Linked DNA regions of Homo sapiens: regions 2, 3, 4 and 5 are each linked to region 1. Evidence: chromatin contacts called from ENCODE Hi-C or POLR2A ChIA-PET data. All regions are on one chromosome and are shown on one strand. Each heading gives the region's core, a stretch centred on a gene start or an enhancer-like site at or near the end of the contact. The rest is flanking DNA. Distances are from core to core; before and after follow the strand shown. Region 1 holds the start of WDR7 (WD repeat domain 7). Region 2 holds the start of SMAD4 (SMAD family member 4). Region 3 holds the start of C18orf32 (chromosome 18 open reading frame 32). Region 4 holds the start of VPS4B (vacuolar protein sorting 4 homolog B). Region 5 holds the start of ZCCHC2 (zinc finger CCHC-type containing 2).

Region 1 (4,953 bases), core at 423-2,922:
TCACTACTTTGAAGATTTTCGATGCTAAGTGTGTTACATGGAGAAACCACCCAACTTCCTTTAACTTCAAAACGGAACATATATCAAAGATAAAAGGAAACTGTAAGATACAAGGGTCACTACCCCTAAAATTTAAGTTAAATTCTTACAGGGATATTCAAACCAAGCCAAGCCCAGTCCCTTTGATTCACCCAGTCACCGAGATCTTTTAAAATTTAGTTACAGGTGGCAATAAGAAAAAATAAAGGGCATACTCTCATTTTTCTCTTAAAGTATTTCTCTGAAACACTCTTAAAATAAGGATTGGCAGTAAAATAAATGAATTTTCTACCATAATCCCTAATTGACATTAATAATAAAGCATTAATTATATTTATAGTGGTTCGTTTTCCCAATTTATAATAACTAATATGTATTGTTCTGGATGGAACTAGACAGTTTTTTATTCTTTGTAATAATGAGGGCATTTCAACACATTATGTTCACTTTTAAGCTGACCTTCATACAGCCACGAGTTTGTTTATAAAGCAAGAAGCAGAGTCAAACTAAAATTTTTGTTTTACAAAATGTCAAAAACTCAGTTAATTTCTTTCATACAACAGGCAATTCCTGCAACCTTGCCCATAAAATCCTAAGACATAAACACCTGAAAGAGTCAGTTTGCCTTTTTTTGTCTCATGGCAAATATTACAGTGAGAGGAAGCTATAGCTGCCACTGACCGAACCCTAAATTCAGCAGCATCAACAATATCAATGCAGCCTGTCATGCGACGGTAGGTTCCCTAGTTTCAGACTATCTAACCCAGCAAATTCTGCCTCAAAAAGTGACATACTAAGTGGGTAAAAAACATAAAACAGCAATTTTTGAATCAAAGTTAGGGTAGTGCTGACTTCAAACATAGCTTCAGAACGCTGGGACCCATCACTAAGTGAATGGGAGTGACTGGCATCCGCTCAGACAAGTACTAGGGCAAAGGGATAAGAACTGGCAGATGGCATCTCAAAAATGAAATTCTAACAGTGGTGTCAGTACCTTGGGCATGGGCAAAAATAGTACCAACAGGAAAGGAAAGACTATATGAACCCCAAAAGCAAGCACATCGCCCAAAATTGCTGTCAATAACCACCAACGATCATCACCAATCACCTGATCCCGTTTAGATTGCACCTGGGAACCAGGCAGTCCCACCTCAAGACCAAAGCAACTGTCACAAGTAGCAAATATCACTCACCAGGCAAGGGAGCCACAAAGACCCCCGGCTGGCCCCCACGCTCTTGGTAACGGCGCCTACTTTTGGGCCCGACCTGCAGGCTTGCAGCCGCAGCGATCTGACAGCTAGCACCGCCCCCGGCTAGAGCGGGTTTGTGACCTTTGACCCCTGACCCCTGACCTCCACGGTGCAGGAACATCCCGCCCTGTGGTTTCCCATGGAGAAGCTTGAAAGCCCCCTTACCTGTCACAGCTTCATCTCATGCCGCGATGTAGCCTATCAGACCGCCGGTGGGCGCCCCAGCCAAGGAGGACAAGGATAGGGCGGAACTACGGAGGATGCGGGGTGCGTAGATCCTGCTGGGATAATCCGTGGGGCGGCAAGCGCTATACAGCCGCCGTCTCCCCAGTGATACTGCAAGGTGCCGGTGCCGCCGCCGCCGCCACTGCAGTAAATCAGCTGACACCAGCCCCAACTGCCGTGACTTTCGCTGCAACTGTCGCAAAAATGAGGGGGCGGGAAAGACTCACCATTTCCCTACTTGCAAGGCCTAAGCCGGCGCCGAGAGAGCCAGCCGCGTTACGATGGAGACCGAAAGTGGAGAAAAGGCCAGCTGTGGGCAAGGAGTGCACGGCCGCCATCTTGGTTGTGGGAAGTCTCGTCTAGGCTGTCCTCTCTCCAGTTGGGAGGACCAAGATGGAGCGAAGGATGAAGTAGCAAGTGCACGTCTTTCTTGGGAGCAGGATGTTGCGCAAGTTTACACTTCTGACCCCATCACACTGCTTCCCACTGAGATGCAAGAGGTAGGGAATTCCCTAAACACTGGAAAGTATGTTGGATGCTGGAAAGCTAAAAAGAATGACAAATGTCCCCCAAGATAGATAAGCTATAGTATAGTGCAGGATGAGAAATGCCAAATAAGGAGCAAGGAAGAAAAGAGATGAATTATTTCTAGGTTGGGGTAAGGAAGGATAATCACATTAGGTCATATGGAAGTCTAGAAAAATTGGTCAGATTTGGAATAATAATTGGGAAAGGAAAACAACTTTGTCACCAGCATTGAAATGTAAAACATGAATATATGCAATAAATAGAAAGTTAAATTTGGAAGAAATACAAGGGACGTGAAGTAGGTGAAGTGGGAAAATGTGGTATCAGGGCTTAGCTGTTTCTGCTCCGTGAGCGGCTCCTTTAACAGGCAGTCTATGCCCTGGAGCTCTCTTGTGGGTTGATAGAGACTTCATCACATTCGGCCTAGACCAGGTAATAAAAAAGTAACATGGAAAAATAGAATAATGTAGATAACAAGAGGCTTTTAGTGGCCATATAAGCTTTTTGGTCTTTATTCCAAAGACAATGAAAAGTAATTGAAGACTTTTGACTAATAAATAGTGTAGCACTTTTCCTAACCACATGGTATTCAGGTTTTTAAAATTGCTTTACAACAAATTATCACAGTCTTAGTGTCTTAGTGGCTTAAAGCAACACATATGTATTGCCTCACATTCCATGGGCAAGGAGGTCAGGAACAGGTTAGCTGAGTCCTGTGCTCATGCTCTCACAAGGCTACAAGTGGATGTCAGCCAAACTGCAATTCTCATCTGGAGGCTCAACTAGGGAAGAATCTGATTCCAAACTCCTGTCAGCTCATTCAGTTCCTTGTGGCTGTCTGACTAGGGGCCCTGGCTTCTTACTGGCTCTGAACTGGAAGTGGCCATCAGGTCCTAGCAGCCACCCACAGTTCCTTACCACATGGGCCTTACTAAAGGCTCTCTCGCAACATGGCAGCATACTCCTTCAAAGCTAGCAAGGAGAATCTCTCTACTGAGCACAAGAAAGGAGTCACACAGATATAGATACAGCCATGGATATGGACATGGACATAGATATGGAAATGGATGTAGATGATAACCTAAATTAGGGAGTGACAGCCATCACCTTTGCCATATATTATTGGTTAAAGTAAGTCACGGGTTTTATCTGTACTCAAGGAGAAAGGATTATACAAGAGTGTGACTTATCGGGGTCACTTAAGATGGGCCAGCCACAAATATTAATTTGGCAGCAATGTGCCATGTAAATCAGGTGGGAAATACAGGGAAGCAAGGAGACAAGTGAGATGTCGTCATTGTTGTTGTAACCAAAAATGTATGGTTATCACTGCAAAAGAATCATAAATGAGACCCACAGGATAAAATCGGGAATTTCACCATTTTAGAGGCATATATATATATATTTTTTGAGATGGAGTCTTGCCCTGTCACCCAGGCTGGAGTACAATGGCACCATCTCAGCTCACTGCAACATCCACCTCCTGGGTTCACGCAATCCTCCTTCCTCGGCCTCCCGAGTAGCTGGGATTGCAGGTGCACACCATCACACCTGGCTAATTTTTTTTATTTTTAGTAGAGATGGGGTTTCACTCTATTGGCCAGACTGGTCCCGAACTCCTGGCCTCAAGATTGGCCTGTCTCGGCCTCCCAAAGTGTTGGGATTACAGGCGTGAGCCACCACACCCAGCTTTAGTGGCATTTTTAAAACTTAAGTACTACTCTGTCCTTAAAATTTAGTAGCAGGCTGGGCACAGTGGCTCACGCCTGTAATCCCAGCACTTTAGGAGGCCGAGGCAGGCAGATCGCAAGGTTGGGGGTTTGAGAATTTAGTAGCAAATTACCCTACAGCACACCAGTACCTTCTGGACTTCTTAAGCTCCAGGTTAGCTCTGCAAAAGGCAAGGAGGCTTGTTCTTCCATTTTACAAATTTCAAAAGAGGGAGATAGCCCAGTGGCCTAACAGTGACTTTATTGCTACTGTTATTTTCGGATCACTTCATGCATGCTGTTATTTTTTTCTCATCGAGGTTTTCAGTCGTAGTTTGGTATTCCCCATGGTGCCTAGTACTCAGCTAATACTCCCCTTTCCTTCCTGGACCCTCTCCCAGAAAAGTCCTATCATGGTCGATGGCTTTATTTTAATACCAAATGGCAAAGAGGCTTAATAAGGGTTTTTTGCATGATTTTTGTGTAATTAAAACTGTTTTGTGCAATTAAGAGATTCCTTTTGCACTTTCTCACATGACATAAAAGTCAAGTGTTGATACTTCTCTTTTTTTCCTGTCTCATGACTTCCATGATTCAAACCATTTCTTTCCAAGTAACAAAATGTCTTTTTCTAGAAACATCTCTAGTTACTCCATACTCAGGCCTTTTAGGAAGGAGTGAAGGTGATAAGGTTTAGGGTGTTAAGCCTCCTCACAAATGAGGGTTTCACAGCCCCCCTCACCAAACCAGCAAGACTAGCAAGGGAAAATTAGAATAGATAATGAAGGAGGAGCTGATAAGTCCTAGTGGTAGCCCTGGTCACCAACTGCAGCAACAGGGCTGTAGATCGTCTACTAACCTCCCTCTTCTAGGTTTCCCATAAGGAAGAGAGGGTGACCAGAAACCTGGAGGAGTTGCTCCCCAAACCTGTGTAGAGAAGGGAACTCATTTTTGTGTAAATAGTGGACTATGGGAGACACATGAAGCACCACCCAGATTCCCCTTCAAGAAAGAACCACTTCCTAGCTGCAAGGAGAGTGGTTTGCTCACACTCTTGCTGTTAGCTTCTTCAGGGTCACCTGGGCTTTCCAGCTGAGATCACACTAATCTTGAGGCAGCCTCTGATGAATGACTGAGCAGGGTGAGGAAAGTCCAGGGCACATTCTTCTTGGGGAGGCCCCTGTTCTAGGGGGTGGTATCAA
Region 2 (4,924 bases), core at 56-2,555, 5.6 Mb after region 1:
TTAAACTACGGTGCAAAAACTAAATGCATTAAGAAACTAATTGGGAAATAAATGTGTTTTTTTAAATAAAAACAAACGTACTTAGGTTTTTGAAGGGAAACAGCTATCAATCTTCAACAGGGCTTTTTAAAGCCTCTGCACCAGCAAATAAACCTTTCAGGTTAACTAAACACACTTGTGTCTTTGAAAATCTAGTTTGAGAAATCCTAACAGCAGTTTGGGACAAGTGATGGAGCCACCGCCCTCCACCCTACACCAATTTCACTGTCAGTACATGCAGTGCTAACAGTAAGATCAGCTGTGTCTTTTATTAGGAAGCATGTTTTATTGGGGGCAAGGAGGGGTTCAGTTAGGTGCTAAGAATGTGTCCTGCATACCGCTGTCACTCTCAGTACTCAAAAAGTAAACATATCAAAGCCAGAAGCGTAAACTGGCATGACAAGACTAGGAAGAGAAAGTAGGGGACAAAGACAAAACAGAAATTGGCTGGAGAAAATAAATTTAGACAAACAATTTACAACTTTCACTTAGACCCTAAGGCAACACATTCCAGCCGACCCAACGCGCTCAGCCGGGGCGACCGTGAAACTACTGAGAACAACAAAGAGGAGCGGCGGCCGCGGCAGGAGTCCCGTCCGAGTTTAACTTGATTCTCCCACGAGCTGCAAGCGGAGCTGGGGGCCCGAGGGACGCGAGGCACCGCCGCCCGGCATTCAGCCGGCCCGCCCGGCCCGGCTCGTCAGGCCGCCGCGGTCGCCCTCCCAGAGGATTCCGCGCGCTCCCAGCCGCCGCCGCCGCCGCCGCCGTCGTCGGGAGCCCGCCCCGGGGCGGGGAAGCCACAGGCGGGGTGCGCGGGCCCGGCCGGGGGAAGGGGAGGGGACATGGCGCGGTTACCTGGGCTCGGGCGGTGGCGAGGGGAGTCCGCTCTCCCGCGCTGCTGGTCCGCGGACGCACCGGGCCCGTAGCTTTCCCCGGCGGCCCGGAGAGCTCCTCGGCCCCCGCCCCGAGGCGTCCCGGCCAGGCCGCCCCTCCTCAGCGCCGCGCCGCTGCCCGCGCGGGCCGGACCGCCTCGAGCTCCCGGGCCGCCCTGCGGCGGGGGGCCTCTCTCGCTGGGCGCCTGGCTCCCCTCACCCGCTCCCACCCCCTGGGCGGCCGCGGAGCCTAGGGGAGAGCAGGAAGGGCCTCCCGAGGAGAGCGGGAAGGCGCGAACGCAGGCTCCGCCACCCAAACCGCTCCGTTACCGCAGCGGCGACGACGACCAGGGCCGTGTTGTTGCTGCCAACTTGTCGAGAAGCCACTGAGCATGCGCGCGCGGGGACCACATCCGGGTAATTTCAGGGTTTGGCCCTTTTCCCCCGCAGCTTTCCTTTCTCCCGGCTGCCCCCGCCTCCCGCTCCGAGTGACGGGGAGGGTCGCTCTGCGCAGGCGCCTACAGGGCAGCGCCAGCCGGCGGGCGGCTCTGAATCTGGACCTGGGCCTGGGCCTCAGCGCGGGCGGAGGCGAAGGCCTGTTTGAGGGAGTGGTCGCCGGGGAAATTGGCATCTCGTTGCAAAAAAGTATCCAAGGAGCGCGGGAGAGCTCGGCGTAGAGTGGGCGTCCAGTAAGTGTTTATAAATAGCTATTAGCCCGGCCTTTGTTGTTTTTTTGTTTTGTTCTGTGTTGAGGACCTGCGTAGGCACAAAAATTGGCCTTCAACAGCCAGTCGACAGCTCTGGGGAGAAGGTGGCTAGGTTGTAGGAGTTCACTTCGGGAAGAAACAGACGCTGGCGGCACCTTCCTTCTCTTTCTGGCAGCCCCGAATCACGAGCCCCAGAGGTGTTTACACTCGAGAGACGCACAGGACAGTCAAGGAATCACATATTGAAGAGCCTTGCCAGGCGTTGCAAGTGTGAGTGGATTTTGTTGGAAGAGATGTAGGCGCACTCTCGGAGCTGGAGGCGAACTTCGAATCCTACGACACACCTGTTAACTAGGTTACCTGTTTGTTTGGTGGGGGAAGGCATAGGCTCTGCTTTTGACTTTATGCCTCTTTTATTTCACATTTTTTACAAGACGCATGCATTTCTTTTTCATTTAAAACGCATTAATGATTTATTTTCACCAACCAGGAACTACTTTTAGTCCCTCCAAAACCAATGATTAGCCAGTTCTAAAGTCATTTCTTAGGTCACGTCGCCCAGAAAATCTCTACACCCACCGTACGCCTTCGCCACTCATACTCAGTGCTTCATTCTATCCTCCACATCACCGCCTGGGCCATTCCCTCTTTGACCAGAAAGCCCCTAAAGCTCCAAACTGGTGTTCTCTTACCCCTGGGGTTTATGGAGACCAGTTTTAAGGGAATTCATTTCCACATCTTCCATTGCTATATATTCTATTTTCTAAACTTGCCCAGCTTGAGAAAGGAGCTGAGGACACAGCATCCCCTTTCAAAACTGTCCTCCCACCTTACAGAAGAAAGTCAAAATTCTCACCCACTACTAAGGTGCATGGGATCAATGCAGAACCTCCCCAGCAATCCAAAAGGGACAATTCAAAAATCGGTATCTATGCTGAGAAAGTAAATGACCTTAGTGAATGGATATTAAATTATTTTTCAAGTCAGATAGTTTTCAAATCTTTTCTGTCAACAAAACTGAAGGAAGATCTGTCAGCTGATAGATTACAAAACATGATTTGGTAACAGATCAATATGTGAATCTTAGGTAATATACCTCAGAAGAAGTTTTTAAGAAATTGAGACATTGTTATAACTAAACTTCTTCTATTCCGTCTGTATTAGTTACCTATTGCTGTATAACAATCTCACCACAAATATAGAAGCCTAAAACAACAAACATTTATGATCTTACAGATTCTCTGAGTCAGGATTCCAGGCATGGCTTAGCTGGGTCCTCTACAAAGTGAGGCTGGAACAAAGGATCTGCTTCCAAGTTCATGTGGTTGTTGGCACCATTCAGTTCCTTGCAGGCTACAGGACTGAGGGCCTTAGTCCTTTGCAGGCTGTTGGCTGGAGACCCCCTCTGTTCCTTGCCATGTGGTGCTCTCCATAGGGAAGCTAACAATATGGCAGCTTGCCTCTTCGAAGCCAGCAACGGGAAGAGTCTCAGCAAGACACTGGTTTCAATCTTATGTAACATCATCACATACACAGTATCACTCATACTCTGTCACCTTTGCCATACATTGCTGGCCAGAAGCAAATCACAGGCGCCACCTACATTGAAGGGGAAGGAAACACACAAAAGCTTGAACACCAGGAGGTGGGAATCATATGGGGCCTCTTTAGAGTCTACCACACCATGTATTTATTTATGCAAATGATATTCCCTGTAAGCTCAACCTCTTCTCAGAATTTCCCTTCAGGTTCCCTTCACCTTTTTACTTAAGGAAACCCAACTTTGCCCTGGGACACTGCTCCTCCTTCCACCTCTCAAGTAGTGGCAACTGTGTTTTCTTTCTTTTGTTTTTTTTTTTTTTTCATTTTTAAAATAGATCAGTTTTATTCTGCTAGTTCCATAAAAACAATGTAAACGCAAGCGTTCTGTACATCTTGCTGGTGAATTCACATAACGTTTAGTTTCCTGATCCTTGACCTCCTCGTCTTCTCCAGTTATTTTCTGTTTGGACTACTGGCCACAGGAGTGGAGTGGGATTGGGGCTTAGGAGAGACCAATGTGGCCTTTTGGTATGACTTGTTTTATTGCTTGCCCTCTCAGCACACTCCTGTTACTCCTAACACAAAGGTTGAGATTTAAGCCCTTAAACCTGTAGGTTTCACCGTCAGCTTTTTCTTTTTTTTCTTTTTTTTTGGCATAGGCATTACTAGGGACGTGAATGGGAGACTGGTATAGAAAGTGGTGAGGAGCCGAAGCCAACAAATTGCTTTAAACACAAGATGAAAATGCTCTGTTCTGTCCTCACGAAGAATCACCTAATACTGGTGTGAGGCATCTCACTTAGCTGTAGAAAAGTCCTTGGAATTAGATCTCAGATAGTTCCAGCTTTAAGACAGTAAAACCTTTTGGCAATGGGCTAATTGCCTTAAAGGAAAGAAGAGTTCTTACTTGAAAGACCTTGCAGGTGGAGAAATTGTCCTACAAAGATTCTTGGAAATGTTAGTGGAGATAACTGACATGGGTAGCTGTGGGACAACCAGGAACTGTCAACAGCCCGATCTCAGCAAAACCAGAACAGCCAGTTAATAGTTCTTCAGTTCTCTGATGGTCACAAATGTAATTTTATTTTATTTAGCCTTGTGGAGGTTCTGCAACAAATGTAATTTTAAAGGAATTGGGAGCCAGAAAGATAAATGCAACTCCTTCAACTATGTGACAGGGCAGACTGGTTAATCTGGGTTCCCAGAGTGTGGAGCAAGTGCCCTGTATCAGAGAACAGCCCAGGGGGAACTTGCATGATGCCGAACCCCACAGGACAGAACTACTTCCGGCAACTGTGTTTTCAACCTTCAGCTTCTTAGTGCCTGGAGGTGAGATAGGTTTCCTTCTTGCTTCTCAACATTGCTTCCAGGTCATCCCCCTCCTCCTCTAAACCGGCAGCTTTAAATCTTGCTGTCCGATACCTCTATCGCTGACCTCACCCCGCTTCATCTCTGCACAATTTGCTCCTGACATTCACTCCAATGCCACTTCTGTCCTAGTGGTAGGTGGTTATAAGATCTTCCCAGTACCCTGGCCTCTCAGTTCCTTTTCTTCTTCTCAAGGATCTTCTTCATTGCTTCAATTTTATGATCTTACAGTTTCTCTGGGTCAGGAGTCCAGGCGTTGCTTAGCTGGGTCCTCTACAAAGTGAGGCTGGGATAGCGGATCTGCTTCCAAGCTCATGTGGTTGTTGGCAGCATTCAGTTCCTTGCAGGCCTCAGGACTGATAGCCTCAGTCCTTCCTGGCTGTTGGCTGGAGACTC
Region 3 (4,664 bases), core at 500-2,999, 7.2 Mb after region 1:
AACTAGGAGTGAGCCGAGATCGCGCCACTGCACTCCAGCCTGGGTGACAGAGCGAGACGCTGTCTCAAAAAAAAAAAAACTGGTAGTTTTATATTCAGTACCTCAGGCCCGTATGATTATCTGCTGATGGCCCCACTTAGATGTACATAGCCACTTCAAAATGGGCCCTCTCCCCAAATCTAAGAAGCTTGTTTTCAGTAATTGATCACATTTAGTTCTTTTAAGTCAAGAACCTGAGTGATTCTGTACACTTCTTTTTACATCTAATGAACTTAAGTTCTGTTGATTTCTACCATTTAAGTATTTTTCCCCCTTAGTCCTTAACGACTAGGTTTCCTGCCTCCAGAATAAGCTGAAGTCCTCCAAGATGTACTGTGGTTTTCTCTAAGAAACTTAACACATTTTTCTTTCCCCAGATATCCCAGAAGAAACTGAAGAAACAAAAACTTATGGCACGGGAGTAAATTCAGCATTAAAATAAATGTAATTAAAAGGAAAAGAATGTTGGTTGTCTTTATTAGTGAACATATTTCAAGTGTCCTTACAAGATGGATCAAATGAGGATTTTTTAGGATTAGAACTAGAAACACAAGATTGTTTACCCTGCACCATTAAAAACCATTTTCATGGCTGGGCACAGTGGCTCATTTCTGTAGTCCCAGCACTTTGGGAGGTGGAGGCTGACTGCTTAAGCCCAGCCAGGGCAACATGTCAGAACCCTGTCTGTTAAAAAAAAGTAAGTGTGGTGTCACTTGCATGTAGTCCCAGCTAATTGGGGGGCTGAGGTGGGAGGCTGCAGTGAGCACTACTGCACCCCAGCGTGGGCAAGACAGAACAAGACCCTGTCTCAAAAAAAGTTTCATTATCCCAAAAGGAATTTGCAGTGGTTTTCTTTGCAGAACAATCCAGTATGTGAATATACCAGTTGATCATCCCCAGTTGGAAATGGCTCCATTGAGCATTGCCTTTGAGTATGATAACAGCACTCAGGCTCAGGTTTTGAAGCTTTTTAGGTTGATGCTCAACCTGTATCATTTCGTCAATTGATAAAGGGGTTTTGTTTTTGCTATTAGGAACGATGGTACTGTGAACGTTTGTGTGCAGATTTTTGTGTTTTCATTTATTGAGTATATACTAGAGTGGAATTGCTAGATCATAAGGTTACCTGAGTAAACATCTGAGGAACTTCCAAATATTTCCAAAAAGGCTGCACGCTACATTTCCACCAACGGTTTATGAGGGTCCCAGTTTTCACACAACTTCGCCAACACGTACTGACATCCTAGCGAGCGTCAGTACTTTTCGTTTATAAAGTGATGTAACTGCTTCTTTTAAGCAACTGACGTTTGTAAAGTTGGCCTTAATGTTAGTTTGCTCTGCCCTTGAATTTAAGAAACCAGCAAAACTAATAGCTTATCCACAGTTGCCTCAACGGCCTAGCTGCCACCTTCCGTGTGGGTGCCGCGCCGTTTGCACAGGCATCATCCTTTACCGAGATCCTGCGTTCTGGGTCTGGGTGTAGTCAGGTCAGGCTTTCTTCCCGCAGCGAAGCTTTTAGTTGGGCATCTGGGACGCGCAGGACTTTCGCGCTACCTGCAGGCCGCAGAGCCGGAAGCCTCGCCGCGCCCCTTGGGCAACACTGCTGCGTGCTGTGCGACCCCGGGTTGACGCAAGCGCGCCTTTGTCGTCCCCGTTGAAGGCGCCCATTGGCTCGGCTGCGGATCGTCCCTCCCTCCGGAAGTGCGGACATTGTCAGCTGCGTTTCCGCGGTCGCGGGTGAGTGTGCCCGGGCTAGCGGCCTGGGTTGGGCTTTGTAGCTGCTCCGCAGGCCCAGCCCGGGCCGCGCTCGCAGAGTCCTAGGCGGTGCGCGGCCTCCTGCCTCCTCCCTCCTCGGCGGTCGCGGCCCGCCGGCCTCCGCGGTGCCTGCCTTCGCTCTCAGGGTACCTTCCTTCCGCGAGCGCGCTCCTCCGCCCTCCGCCCCGCCCTCCCCTCCCCTCTGTCTGTATTCTTTGTCCACCACCGGCGCCCTCGGAGCTTGCATTTGCCTCTCCGATACTTTATATTGATTTTGTTCTTTTCCGTGGCCAAGTATCGGTTTCACATCCTTTCTATGACCTTCACCGTTAGGCCTCTGTTCTCGTCTCTTTTCAATCATTGTCATTGACTCAACCTGTCCCCGCTCCCTCTGTCTCCACTAAGATGACATGCTCAACTGGATGACTTGGAGGAAGGTGACTTTCCCTGTTATGCCTTCCCTATTTCGGATGGAGCCTCAGACTTTAACTGTCTACTCTGTTGTCTGGACTTAAGTTGAGTGAAAGAAGATTCCTCTGCAACAGCTTTAATCCGTTTTGCTCGCTTTGTTGGCTTGGAGCGAATAATTAAAATAATAATATCTCGTAGCCACCTTCTAGACTTTTCTGACCCAGTTTCCATATGTGTGAAGTAAAATATCTTACCGAAGTATTATTATGAAGATTAAAAGATAAGATACAAATAGGCTTCATTCCGAAGAGAGCTAAAAAGTCTCTTAAAAGCCGTAATTGTGGCGTAAGTGATTAGTAGTATTTGTCCTCGAGAGTTTATGTACATCGTACTGTGTGCGAACTTACTTAAAACACAATTGCAGAAGTAAAAATGAATCTTTATGATGGAGGGCCTGTCAGTCACTAAACTAGTACTGGTAGCATTGTCAGTTGTTTTGAAGGGGTTTCGTTGGTTTGGAAAGTTTGGTAAAAGTTTGGTAAAAACATGACCATTGTGTTTTTGGAAGAGGAAAAGGCAAGAGCATTGAGGAAAACCAGAACTGGAAATAATGGTCTTAGAAGCTCTAGTTACCAGTTACCTCTGTGAGAACTTTGGACAGGTTACAACTTTTGGATTTTTTTTTTTTTTTAATCTTGAGACAGGGTCTGCCTCTGTGGCCCAGGCTGGAGTCCAGTGGGCCATCATAGCTCACGGCAGTTTCGGCTTTCCTGGGCGCAAGCGGTTCTCTCCTTCCTCAGCTCCCCAAATACCTGGGACTACAGGCGCGTGCCATCACACCTTGCTAATTATTTAAAAAAAAAAATTAGGCCAGGTTCCAGTAATCCCAGCACTTTGGGAGGCCTAGGCGGGAGGATCATTTGAGCTTAGGACTTTAAGATCAGCATGGGCAACACAGTGAGACCTCATCTCTACTAAGAATTAAAAAATCTGTCGGGCATCGTGGCGCAGGGCTGTGGTCCTACCTACTCAGGAGGCTGAGGAAGGGGGATAGCTTGATTCTGGGAAGTCAAGGCTGCAGTGAACTCTGAACACAGGTGGTATGTTTGAGCCACTGCACTTTAGCCTGAGCAACAGAGCAAGACCCTGTCTCAAAAAAAAAAAAATCACTATTGCCCCAGCAATTGATTTTATTTTATTTTATTTTTATTTTTTTTTTTTCTGACACGGAGTTTTGCTCTTGTCACGCAGGCTGGAGTGCAATGGCGCAATCTCAGCTCACTGCGACTTCCGCCTCCCAGGTTCAAGCAATTCTCCTGCCTCAGCCTCCCCAGTAGCTGGGATTACAGGTGCCCACCACCACGCCCAGCTAATTTTTGTATTTTTAGTAGAGACAGGGTTTTGCCATGTTGGCCAGGCTGGTTTCGAACTCCTTACCTAAGATGATCCACCCCCTCGGCCTCCCAAGGTGCTTGGATTACAGGCGTGAGCCACCGCGCCCAGCCTCAATTTACATTTTTGTTTATAGCTCTTGCTTGTAATTCATTTCAAAGACATTCAGATTTGATTCTCTATGCCACCGTTTACCTGTATTGTGAATAATTTTTAAATGTCTAAGCATAGTGATGGTGCTGACTCAGTTGCCAGCAGATGCTACTTAATTTGCAGTATTTTGAAAATAAGAAATCTTTTTTTTGAGACGGAGTTTTGCTCTGTCACCCAGGCTGGAATGCAGTGGCATGATCTTGGCTCACCGCAACCTCTACCTCCCGGGTTCAAGCAATTCTTCCCCCTCAGCCTCCCGAGTAGCTGGGATTACAGGCCTGCTCCACCATGGCTGGCTAATTTTGTGTTTTTAGTAGAGACGGGGTTTCACCATGTTGGTTAGGCTGGTCTCGAACTCCTGACCTCAGGTGATCTGCCCGCCTTGGCCTCCCAAAGTGCTGGGATTACAGGTGTGAGCCACCACACCCGGCTCATTTTTTAAACTCTAAATAGACATAGTAGCAAGGGTACCCAACCTCACTGATTGAGGATTAAATGAGTTGTTATATGTAAACTGTCTAGCACCTACCAAATGTTGTTGTTTTTCCTTTATAATCAAATTCATGATTAAGGAGCAGTGACTGGAAGTTTGGAAGCAGGCACCTCATTATTATTCATGCCTACCACCTATTATTTCTTTATTTTGAGATGGAGTCTTGCTCTGTCACCTAGGCTGGAGTGCAGTGGTGGGATCTCGGCTCACTGCAGCCTCTGCCTCCTGGGTTCAAGCAATTCTGCCTCAGCCTTCCGAGTAGCTGGGATTACAGGCGCATGCCACAACACCCCGCTGATTTTTGTATTTTTAGTAGAGACAGGGTTTCACCATGTTGGCCAGGCTGGTCTCGAACTCCTCACCTCATGATCCACCCGCCTTGGCCTCCCAAAGTGCTGGGATTACAGCCATGAGCCACTGC
Region 4 (4,459 bases), core at 821-3,320, 6.8 Mb before region 1:
AGTGATTCTCCTGCTTCACCCTCCCAAGTAGCTGGAGTTACATGCAGGCACCATCACGCCTGGCTAATTTTTGTTTGTTTGTTTTGAGACAGAGTTTCGCTCTGTAGCCCAGGCTGGAGTGCTGTGGTGCGATCTCAGCTCACCACAACCTCTGCCTCCTAGGTCCCGGTTCAAGAAATTCTCCTGCCTCAGCCTCCCGAGTAGCTGGGATTACAGGAACGCACCACCATGCCCAGCTAATTTTTGTATTTTTAGTAGAGACAGGGTTTCACCATGTTGGCCAGGCGGGTCTTGAACTGCTGACCTCAGGTGATCGCCCGCCTTGGCCTCCCAAAGTGCTGGGATTACAGGCGTGACTCACCACACCCGGCCTAATTTTTGTATTTTTAGTAGAGATGGAGTTTCACCATGTTGGCCAGGCTGGTCTCGAACTCCTGACCTCAAGTGATCCACCCACCTCGGCCTCCCAAAGTGCTGGGATTACAGGCGTGAGTCACCACGCCCGGCCCATCTTTGCTTAAATTATAAACTCAGTTTCTCCCACAGTTAGTTCAGCCTATGCTCAGGAATGTACAAGGACAGCTTGGAGGTTAAAAGTAAGATGGAGTTGGTTAAGTTAGATCTCTTTCACTGTCTCAGTCATCATTTTGCGAAGGCAAATTCACAAGTGGGAAGAAAGGACGGGTAGATGCAGGGCAGAGAGAGGGCTCTGTGCTTCGAGCCTGGATGATACAGATTTGGCAATACTATTCTAAGGAGAGACCAGAGAAAGAAGTTTAGGGTAGAAGGTAATTAATTAGAGTATGTTGAATTTGTCTTGCAGAAAAACCCTGTGAAGGAAACCTCTGGGAGGCTGTTGTAAATGCTGGGCTGGGGATGGGGTGGGTCTAGAGATCCAGATTTGAAGCAATTTCTAGTCTATTGATAGCTGAAGCTCAAGAAGAGAGTTAGATGAGCAGAGGTGAAGAGAGAAGAGGACATCAGACTCTTGAGTAAATTCAGCTTAAGCTCAGGGAGGAGTAAGAAAGGGAGACAGTGAAGGAAGCAGATAAGGAATATTGGGAAGCTGGACAAACAAGAACTGGGTAGTTGACAATACCAATGAAGAGGGAAGAGGAGAGGACTTTAATTCTTTCGGAGATGCCAGATGAGAAAAAATTAAGAAATGAGTGAGAAAAAAATGATGGAGTGATTAAACATCTATGTTGCTTTCCTTTGAGAATGTTAACTATGAAAAGAAGAAAAGGGTGGTGGTGGCTGCAAACCATAGGAAGGCTGAGAAAGGGTTTTACTTTGGTTCTGCCTCTAATCCCTGACGCATTCAACCTCCTCAAGCCATTTGCTTGTAAACATAACTGGCATAAATAATATCTGATATGCCCATTTTACAGGACAAGTGCTTCCCTCTCAGACCACATACTCGAGGACAGCGGCCGTCCACGCCTTATTTACATTCATCTTCCCAACACAACAGTCATTTGGAAGATGCCGAGTGGCGTGGGAAGAACAAGCGGGAACGAGCGCCGACCCGCCCGCGGCCTGACTGCTAGCGCACCGCTGTGCGGCCGCCTCACCGCGCACTCCCTCCTGAATTATTCACCACCGAGACGAGGACGGTGATCGCCCCCATTCCACAGAGGACACGGAGTGAAGGCGCAGTCACAGGCCCAAAGCCCCCAGTCGGCGGGTCTTGGAAATGGACGACTTTTTCACTCAAAAGCTACGAGGCAACAAAGCATGTGGATGAGGAGGGAAGGGAGCCGGGGCCAATAATTCATCTCAAAGTAAAAGACGTCCCCGGGGGTGGGGAACAAACAAACAACAAAACCCGGCTCTGTGCTTCCGCGCTTGCGCTCTCCTAGGTCTGCCAGGCTGCCGCCCGCGCCTAGGCCAGAGTCTCAGTGCGCCTGCGCCGAGCCCGACTTCCGCCAGGGCTCGATTGGCTTCCAGGCTACTTCTCCCGGCCCAGGGAGGGCCTGCGCTGTGGCTAGAGAAGGGAGTCTGGTGACTGGGTGCGCGTGCTGATGACGAAATCGGAAGTGCCCGGAGCAGAGGCGGGACCAGAACCTAGAGGGCCTCGGGATTGCGGAAGTTTGGTGGGGAGGGTCGGAGCTCTGGTGGAGAGAGTGTTGTCTAAAACAAGTTCCGGAAGGGAGGCTGCCCTTCGCGGTCCGAGAACCACCGGCCTCCCCAGTTTGAGGGCTGTTACCCCGTGCGCGCTTCGACGTTGCTGCTGTTGGCTCTCCTCGCCCCTCGTTCCCTTGGGAACCGCCTGGGAACTCCGCCATGTCATCCACTTCGCCCAACCTCCAGGTATCATTGCTCATCTCCCGTCCCCCTAGGGAGCTGGGATCGAGGGGAGGCGCGAGAAGCGGGTGGGGGGCGGGGAGAAGGGAGGAAGCGGCCGCGCCTGTGGTCGAGGCGCAGGAGGGCGGGTCCGGGGACCTGCAGCAGGTGGGAGAGGGGCCCGTTTTCCAACGGAAAGGTCGTTTCTGGCCCGCTCTTGGGGTCTCCCGAGCTACTGGCTTTGTGAGACTCTTCACTTTTGTTGACACTTCCCGCTTCCAAACCAGCCAAGATCTGGGCAGGTTTCTCCAATCAGGGTTAACGGAGAAAGAAAGAACGTAATTTTTGCAAAGCCCTATTCTGGACCAGTTGAAGATAGGGTGGTCATAGTTCGGTCTTAGTTTCTCAAGCTGACAGCAGACCCCTTCATTCTGAGCTGTCAGGTGAGTAGAGATATGGGAACAGACCAAGAATCTGAGATTACAGCCAGCCTGCATGCAATCTCCGTGAAGTCATTGAATTTATGTGCACACTCCTGTGGCTCCCAGATGGTAGTGTGTAAGATCGAGGAGTATTCTTAAACCTCTGTGTGGCTCCACTTCCCCTCCTCTACCGCAATGAGCACAGTGTTTTGTACACAAATCATGGAATCTTAAGATTTTAGGCTTAATCGTTAGTCCTCTGTGGAATGGAATTCGTTCAGAAAAGAAATTTCTTAATGTAATGGTGTCTCCCATCCCCAGAATGGATCTAGGGCTTCAGTGGCGTTTAGAATGTAATGTGGCTTAATGTAGAGGACTCCCAGTCCAGTAAGTCAATAAGGCACAAAAGAGTAGCCTAAAATACTTGTATTGAGTCCCCGTCGTGGACTTCCGGTAGTTTGTTGAACAAGCAGTTATTGGAGTGCCTGACAGAGGCATCAAAGGTAATGGAAGAACTCCTTAACCCATGATAATTGATTCTGAAGAAAGACCACTCAAAGTAGACCCACTTAAACAGAGATTAAAATTTCACACACACATACACAAAAAGAGTGGGAAAGGAGGCTTGCTTGGGACTTTCATCTTGAAAATCGACCTAGAAGATTATTAAAATAATTGTTATCTTTCACAAAATATTATAATTGTATAATTGCAACAATGACTCATTTTGTGGAATAAGTCAAGTGTTGATTTGTCTGTGTTTTTTTCCTTTTCTTTTCTTTCTTTTTTTTTTTTTTTTTGAGACGGAGTCTTGCACGGTCGCCCAGGCTTGAGTGCAGTGGCGTGATTTCAGCTCACTACAACCTCCACCTCCCAGGTTCAAGCGATTCTCTTGCCTCAGCCTCCTGAGTACCTGGGACTACAGGCACCCACCACCACGCCCAGCTAATTTTTGTATTTTTAGTAGTAGAGATGAGGTTTCACCATGTTGGCCCAGGCTGGCCTCTTGACCTCAGGTGATCCGCCTACCTCAGCCTCCCAAAGTGCTGGGATTACAGGCGTGAGTCACCGTGCCCGGATGACTATCTTTTTCACCAAGGTTGTATTAAACTAAGATTCAGCAATCTTCACTTGAGTTTTTTGTAGCTTTTTGTAGTCCTATTTGGAAAGGTTCTTTTTGGTAAACGTATTTGGAAAAAGCGTTGGTCATTTGGTAAAAGTATTTTTCCCTTGAGTATTAAAGGTGACTCTTCTGAAGTGCCCATCTTGTCATCGTTGGCTTTTTAACAATTTTTATTCCACCAGCTTTTCATTTGTCAGAGACTTTGCATGTGATTTCGATACTCTACAACATAATCTTCATCATTTGCAGGTTTTTGTTGTTGTTGTTTTGAGACAGTCTTGCTCTGTTGCCCAGACTGGAGTGCAGTGGCGTGATCTTGGCGCACTGCAACCTCCACCTCCCAGGTTCAAGTGATTCTTGTGCCTCAGCCTCCCGAGTAGCTGGGATTACAGGTGCCTGCCACCACGCCTGGCTAATTTTTTCTATTTTTAGTAGAGACAGGGTTTCACCATGTTGGCCACGCTGGTCTTGAACTCCTGACCTCAAGTGATCCGCCCGCCTTAGCCTCCCAAAGTGCTGGGTTACAGGTGTGAGCCACCGTGCCCGGCCCCAGAATGCATCATACTTGAATTGGACTGTTGGCTGTTCTTCAGTGAATCAGCCAGAGACTGACCAACATGAAAGGCAT
Region 5 (4,571 bases), core at 1,481-3,980, 5.9 Mb before region 1:
AAACTCACCGAGATAATGCTGGGCACTAGAGCGTTACATCTGAGTTTGATAAAATACGTCCCAAAACATGAATTAGTTACCTCACAGAAGCGTCGTTTTAAAAAAGGGGTTCAGGCTAGATTATCTCTAAATTCCTTCCAGCCCCAAATCCATTGATTCCACGGGTACTGAGTCCACAAAGCCACTAGTGAAATACCATGCCCAATTTTAGTTCTGGGGTACTGAATGACAGCAGATATATATATACTGAATTAACGTTCAAGCAAGGAGAGGAGAAAATCCCCTTTTCCATTATCTCCTAGAGATCACCTAAGCTGAAAAACATGGCATCCAAATCAACACCTTTCAAAAGCCTGTGACCCCACAAATAATCTCACTTTACAGTTCTCACTCTTACTGAAACCTACTCCCCACCTTCCCATGGAAAAGTCCTCCTCAAAGACTCACTGGACCCTAATTATCATTAAATTGCTTTCATGGCTGTAAAAAAAATTCATCTTTAATGTTTGCGACAAGTGTCTCATCTGGATTCTCGTCTACTACATTTTGGTGTTTAAGTGATTCTTTTGGGCAACATTAACGCCTATCGTAAACGCTCAACAAATATCCCGGAACCCCAATCTGTAGGCAGGAATCAAGCCCGTGAGAAAGCGCGTGTGCCGGAGGGAAAAAGCATCCCAGGCCGCGCTAGAAAAGGTTTCTCTCCCCGGACAACCTGCGTTACTACTCATCTCAGATCCATTCGCAGGTCTCTACGTCAGATGTCTGCTGGGAACACAAGCCCTCAGAGCAGAAGCCACAAGGACCCGTACGACCCCTTTTAACTCAGGCACACACTGGGCAAAAAAAGTCCCTCTGTGCCAAAGACAAGGGCAGCTCGCCGGGAGCGCACCTTCAGGACACCCCGCCGAGGGCCCGGCAGAGCCCGGAGACGGGAGGCGGAGCCCCGGCCAGGCAGGCGGGGAAGGACGGCGCTGCCTGGGGCTCACTGCGGCTGGCTCTCACACAGGTTCCTCCAGCGCCCGGCGGCTCCCGCACCGAGCGCTGAGATGCTCAGAGCCAAAAACGTCCCGACACTTTTCCTCCGAGAGGGGCCCCGGGCGGGGAGCTCCACGTCTTCCGTGGCAACACCGTGGCACGGAAGGGACTTCTAGAGCATTCTGTGATGGCGGGTGGCTGTGTCTGCCGGGGTGTGGGGTGGGGTGGGGGAGTGGAACGGAGCGGCCCAGCGAGACGAAGCTCAGCCCTCTGGCGCTGGGAGCTGCCGGGTGGGGATTCCGAGCCACCTGCGCCGGGCTGGGGCTCGGGCAAGGGGCGTCCGAGAGCGAGGCCGGGGAGGCCGCCGGGGCAGCGATCGCACCGCGAGTCCAGGGAGGCTCCGTGCGCCTTACCTGGGCCCTGGGGCCGGCAAACTTGCACGGCTCTACCTCCACCTCCGCGTCCTCGGGGCCCCCGCGGAGCGCGGCGCGGAGCCTCTCCAAGTGTTCCCTCAGGGTGACCCGCTGGTGGAAGGAGAAAGCCGGGTGCAGCGAGGCCATGGTGAAGAGCAGCAGCAGTTCCTCCTGGGCCCTGGAGCCAAGCCCGCCGCCGACCCGGGGCTCCACAATGCCGCCTTCCGGGCCTGAGCCGTCCTTCTCGGCGTCCTGCTCGCCGTCGCCGTCCTCGCCGCGCTCGTCCTCCGCGCCGCCCCGCGAGCCCTCGCCCCGGGCCGCGCGCAGGCTTTTGAGCACCGAGTCCACCTGGGGTAGCAGGCGGTGCAGACGGCCAGCGGCCTCCCGGTTCTCCGAGCCCAGCAGCGCCAGGTAGACGATGAGGCGCGAGCGCACCGCGGGCTCTCGGAAGTCGGCCAGCGGCCCCGGGTCCGAGAGGCCGTTGGCCTTGGCCTCCGAGTCGCGCAGGTAGTGGTAGTCCTTGCGCGCCAGGTCCTCCAGGCACGAGCCAAGGAAGCGCAGCTCCAGCGGGTTGCACAGGTCCAGCAGCCCGCACATGAACTCCAGGCGCTGCGCCGAGCCCAGCACCAGCCCGAACCACTCGTATACCCGCTCCTGCTCGCGCAGCGCCGCCGAGGGCCCCCCGCCGCCGCCCGGCATACCCGCCCCCGCCGCCGCTCCACCAGCAACAGGCGGCCCGAGTCCCCGGGGCGGCGGCGGCGGCGGCAGAGGGCCCCGCGACGGGCCCGCGGGCGGCGGCGGCGGCGGCGGGGGGCGGCAGTCGCGGCGGCGGCGCGAAGGCGCCTTCGCGCCCGGCCGCGCGTCCGCCTCGGGCTCCTCCGCCTCGGGCGGCGGCTCCGCGGGGTGCGTTGGCTTCAGCGGCAGCTTCATCCTCAGCATCCTCGGCTAGGGCGGCGCAGACATGCGAGCGGGGGCGGGCGGGAGGGGCCGCGAGGTGGAGCACGGGCCGAGGCGGCGGCGCGGCCGTCAGGAGCGGGGCCCCTCCATGCCGCCGGGGGAGGGCCGGGGCCGGGGGCGGGTCTCGGCCGGCGAGGGGGGCGGTGGCCGGCCGGCGGGGTCGCTGGCGTCGTCTTCCCGGGCTGGGGGCGGGGCGTGCCCGCGACGGCTCCTCCCCCTGGGCTCCTCGCCGGTTCTGGGAGCCCGGGTGCGGGTGGGAGCAAGCGAGCGAGGGTGTCCTCCTTCCGCCTCCCTCTCTCCGCCGTCCGCGCTGAGCCGGGGCGGCGGTGCCTGAGCTGTTCCCTCGCGAGCCGGTGAGGACGGAGCGGCTGGGTGAGGAGGTGGAGCAGCCGGGCCGGGCGGAGAAGCTTGCGGGCTCCGCGCACCTCACCTCCGCCAATCAGCACCGCGAATCGACGGTGACGTCGCTCTCCCCGCCCCCTGGGGGGCCGCCTTTCTCCAGGAAGCCACGCCCAACTGCTGGCCGGCCGCCTCCCTCTCGGCGGCTTCCGTGCGGTCCTAAAGGCTGGTGCTCGGCAGGAGGAGGACGCGGGCTGGGGCCGTGGGGCGGCGTGAGGGTAGCCCGGGAGCGGTGAGGAGCGTGCGAGGCCCACGTGAGCGGAGGGACGCGGCCGCTCTCACCTTTCCTGAGGGCCCTGGCCCGGCTTTGGACTCCTGATTCTCCTCTGCTTGCCAGCTGCCGCCCCGCCTCCGCCAGTGGTGCCCGGGCTGCCTGCGCGGCCGGAGTGAACGCGTCCCGGGAGCAGGGGTTTCTCCGAAGTGAGTGCGCCAGCCCCGGGACGAGCTCGTTCGAGTCCTCACCGCCCAGTGCACTTCCTGAAAGCCGGCGGTGGGCTGTCTCCCACCTTGTGAAACTTTGCCAGGTGTCGCTCACAGGGGACTGGGTCCGGACGCGGGTGGCGGCGCTGGTTTGCGGCCCCGGTTTGCGGCCCCGGCGCCGCGATCCCGGGCCGCGCCCACGCCCAGGCTGGAGGCACCGTGCGCAGGTGGGGACGCGCGGCCGGGAGGTGCGCAGCGGGACCCGGCCGGCCGAGGGTGAGCGCTGCTGGGGACGCTCCTAGTCTGTAACGCTCTGTGAAAATTATTTCCTGGATAGTTTAGGAAAAGCCTCTCCCTTCCCCGCCCCTAAACCTCTATCTTTTGGGAATCATTGATTTGCTAAATGACATTTCGGTGCCTAACCCATTTTGAATCCTTGTTCTGCTGTGAATTTCATGTGACTGGAGGAATTTAATAAGCTACCAACTTGACAGGCTTTAAACTTAAAAAAAAAAAGTTTTGTTACGTTTTTCAGATTTAGGCTTCCAAGATGTTTACACTCGCACTGTTACTTTTTTTTTTTTTTTTTTTTTTTTTTAGCAACATAGTCCAAATTTTTAAAACTCAGCTGGATCTTTTGAGGGTTAATTAAAAGGTGGGTTAAAAAAAATCTTAAGACTTTAAATTTAGAAGTCCTACTACAGCTATGTAGTAGGAGTATGCAGAAAGATAAGAATCACATTGTAACTCTTTGCGGTGGTGCTGGAACATCTGTTGGGAGAGCATATGCTGAACTCTGTTCACCTCACAAGTTTATGTCCTAAGAGGCTCATTCACAGTTCAGTAAAAGGGTGAACTGAAGCCTGAATCAGTTTCGGGGATGAAAGGGTGAGAGGGAGAACTGTTTTCAGCACATTTGAGGTTGGCAAAATATATAAAAGTCACTCTTTCTTGTAATTTGCTAGTTCTTTACAGTCTTTAGATGTAATTTACAGCCAAGAAAACTTTATTATGAGGACTTATACGTCATTGCCCTTTTTTGCTGTCACCCTCAACTACCCTGGGATCTTCTACTCATATCTCATCTCCTGTTCCCACTTTTCTAAAGCTTAGGGTGAAATACTTAGGCAACTAGTAATAATATTAATCTTGCTAGATATTCACAGGTTCATAGTGAGCCAGCTGTCTAGATCTGGATATCTAGTGAGCAAATAAATTCTTTACCTCCGAGTTGATTTTTGTTTTATTGATCGATTGACACAGTCTTGCTCTGTCACCCAGGCTGGAGCACAGGCTCAAGCAGATCCTCCTGCCTCAGCCTCTCAAGTAGCTGGGACCACAGGCACGTGACACCACACCTGGCTAATTGTTTGTATTTTTTTGTAGAGACAGAGTCTCACCATG

The links. A loop is a pair of places that touch in the nucleus more often than their neighbours do. ChIA-PET counts read pairs that join two places held with the same protein, here RNA polymerase II (POLR2A). Pooled maps may share reads with other maps.
Region 2: a pooled map shows a loop between it and region 1 (10-fold over the local background). The contact joins the promoter of SMAD4 here to the promoter of WDR7 in region 1. A Hi-C loop is called at or near these places in 8 of 50 pooled maps.
Region 3: a pooled map shows a loop between it and region 1 (16-fold over the local background). The contact joins the promoter of C18orf32 here to the promoter of WDR7 in region 1. A Hi-C loop is called at or near these places in 8 of 50 pooled maps.
Region 4: a map of ascending aorta shows a loop between it and region 1 (10-fold over the local background). The contact joins the promoter of VPS4B here to the promoter of WDR7 in region 1. A Hi-C loop is called at or near these places in 1 of 168 maps with a recorded cell type or tissue (ascending aorta) and 9 of 50 pooled maps. POLR2A ChIA-PET finds 5 or more read pairs at or near these places in 1 of 52 experiments (naive thymus-derived CD4-positive, alpha-beta T cell).
Region 5: a loop to region 1 is called in a pooled map, with 11 times the contacts of the local background. The contact joins the promoter of ZCCHC2 here to the promoter of WDR7 in region 1. A Hi-C loop is called at or near these places in 7 of 50 pooled maps. POLR2A ChIA-PET finds 5 or more read pairs at or near these places in 2 of 52 experiments (activated B cell and activated T-cell).

The regions. Positions count from the first base shown.
Region 1 is chr18:56,648,078-56,653,030 of GRCh38, reverse strand. WDR7 (WD repeat domain 7) reads right to left here and starts at 1,672. Exons shown (of 28, transcript NM_015285.3): 1 at 1,455-1,672. RefSeq lists an enhancer at 1,552-1,941.
Region 2 is chr18:51,026,594-51,031,517 of GRCh38, reverse strand. It overlaps SMAD4 (SMAD family member 4), which reads right to left and starts at 1,305. Exons shown (of 12, transcript NM_005359.6): 1 at 895-1,305. LOC107985152 (a long non-coding RNA gene) reads left to right here and starts at 1,424. Exons shown (of 4, transcript XR_007066370.1): 1 at 1,424-1,600. RefSeq lists a silencer at 691-1,270 and enhancers at 1,076-1,694, 1,551-1,720, 3,356-3,455.
Region 3 is chr18:49,484,319-49,488,982 of GRCh38, reverse strand. It overlaps C18orf32 (chromosome 18 open reading frame 32), which reads left to right and starts at 1,749. Exons shown (of 3, transcript NM_001035005.4): 1 at 1,749-1,940. The region is part of intron 5 of RPL17-C18orf32 (RPL17-C18orf32 readthrough); the gene reads left to right. It overlaps RPL17 (ribosomal protein L17), which reads left to right. Exons shown (of 7, transcript NM_001035006.5): 7 at 417-502. The coding sequence ends at 464. MIR1539 (microRNA 1539) reads right to left here and starts at 1,610; the gene lies at 1,561-1,610. RefSeq lists an enhancer at 1,691-1,850 and a silencer at 1,891-2,020.
Region 4 is chr18:63,420,087-63,424,545 of GRCh38, reverse strand. It overlaps VPS4B (vacuolar protein sorting 4 homolog B), which reads left to right and starts at 2,070. Exons shown (of 11, transcript NM_004869.4): 1 at 2,070-2,313. The coding sequence starts at 2,287. RefSeq lists an enhancer at 1,903-2,202.
Region 5 is chr18:62,521,184-62,525,754 of GRCh38, reverse strand. It overlaps ZCCHC2 (zinc finger CCHC-type containing 2), which reads right to left and starts at 2,730. Exons shown (of 14, transcript NM_017742.6): 1 at 1,392-2,730. The coding sequence starts at 2,330. RefSeq lists silencers at 837-966, 1,207-1,446, 2,337-2,836, 2,867-3,136, 3,367-3,476 and an enhancer at 1,448-2,021.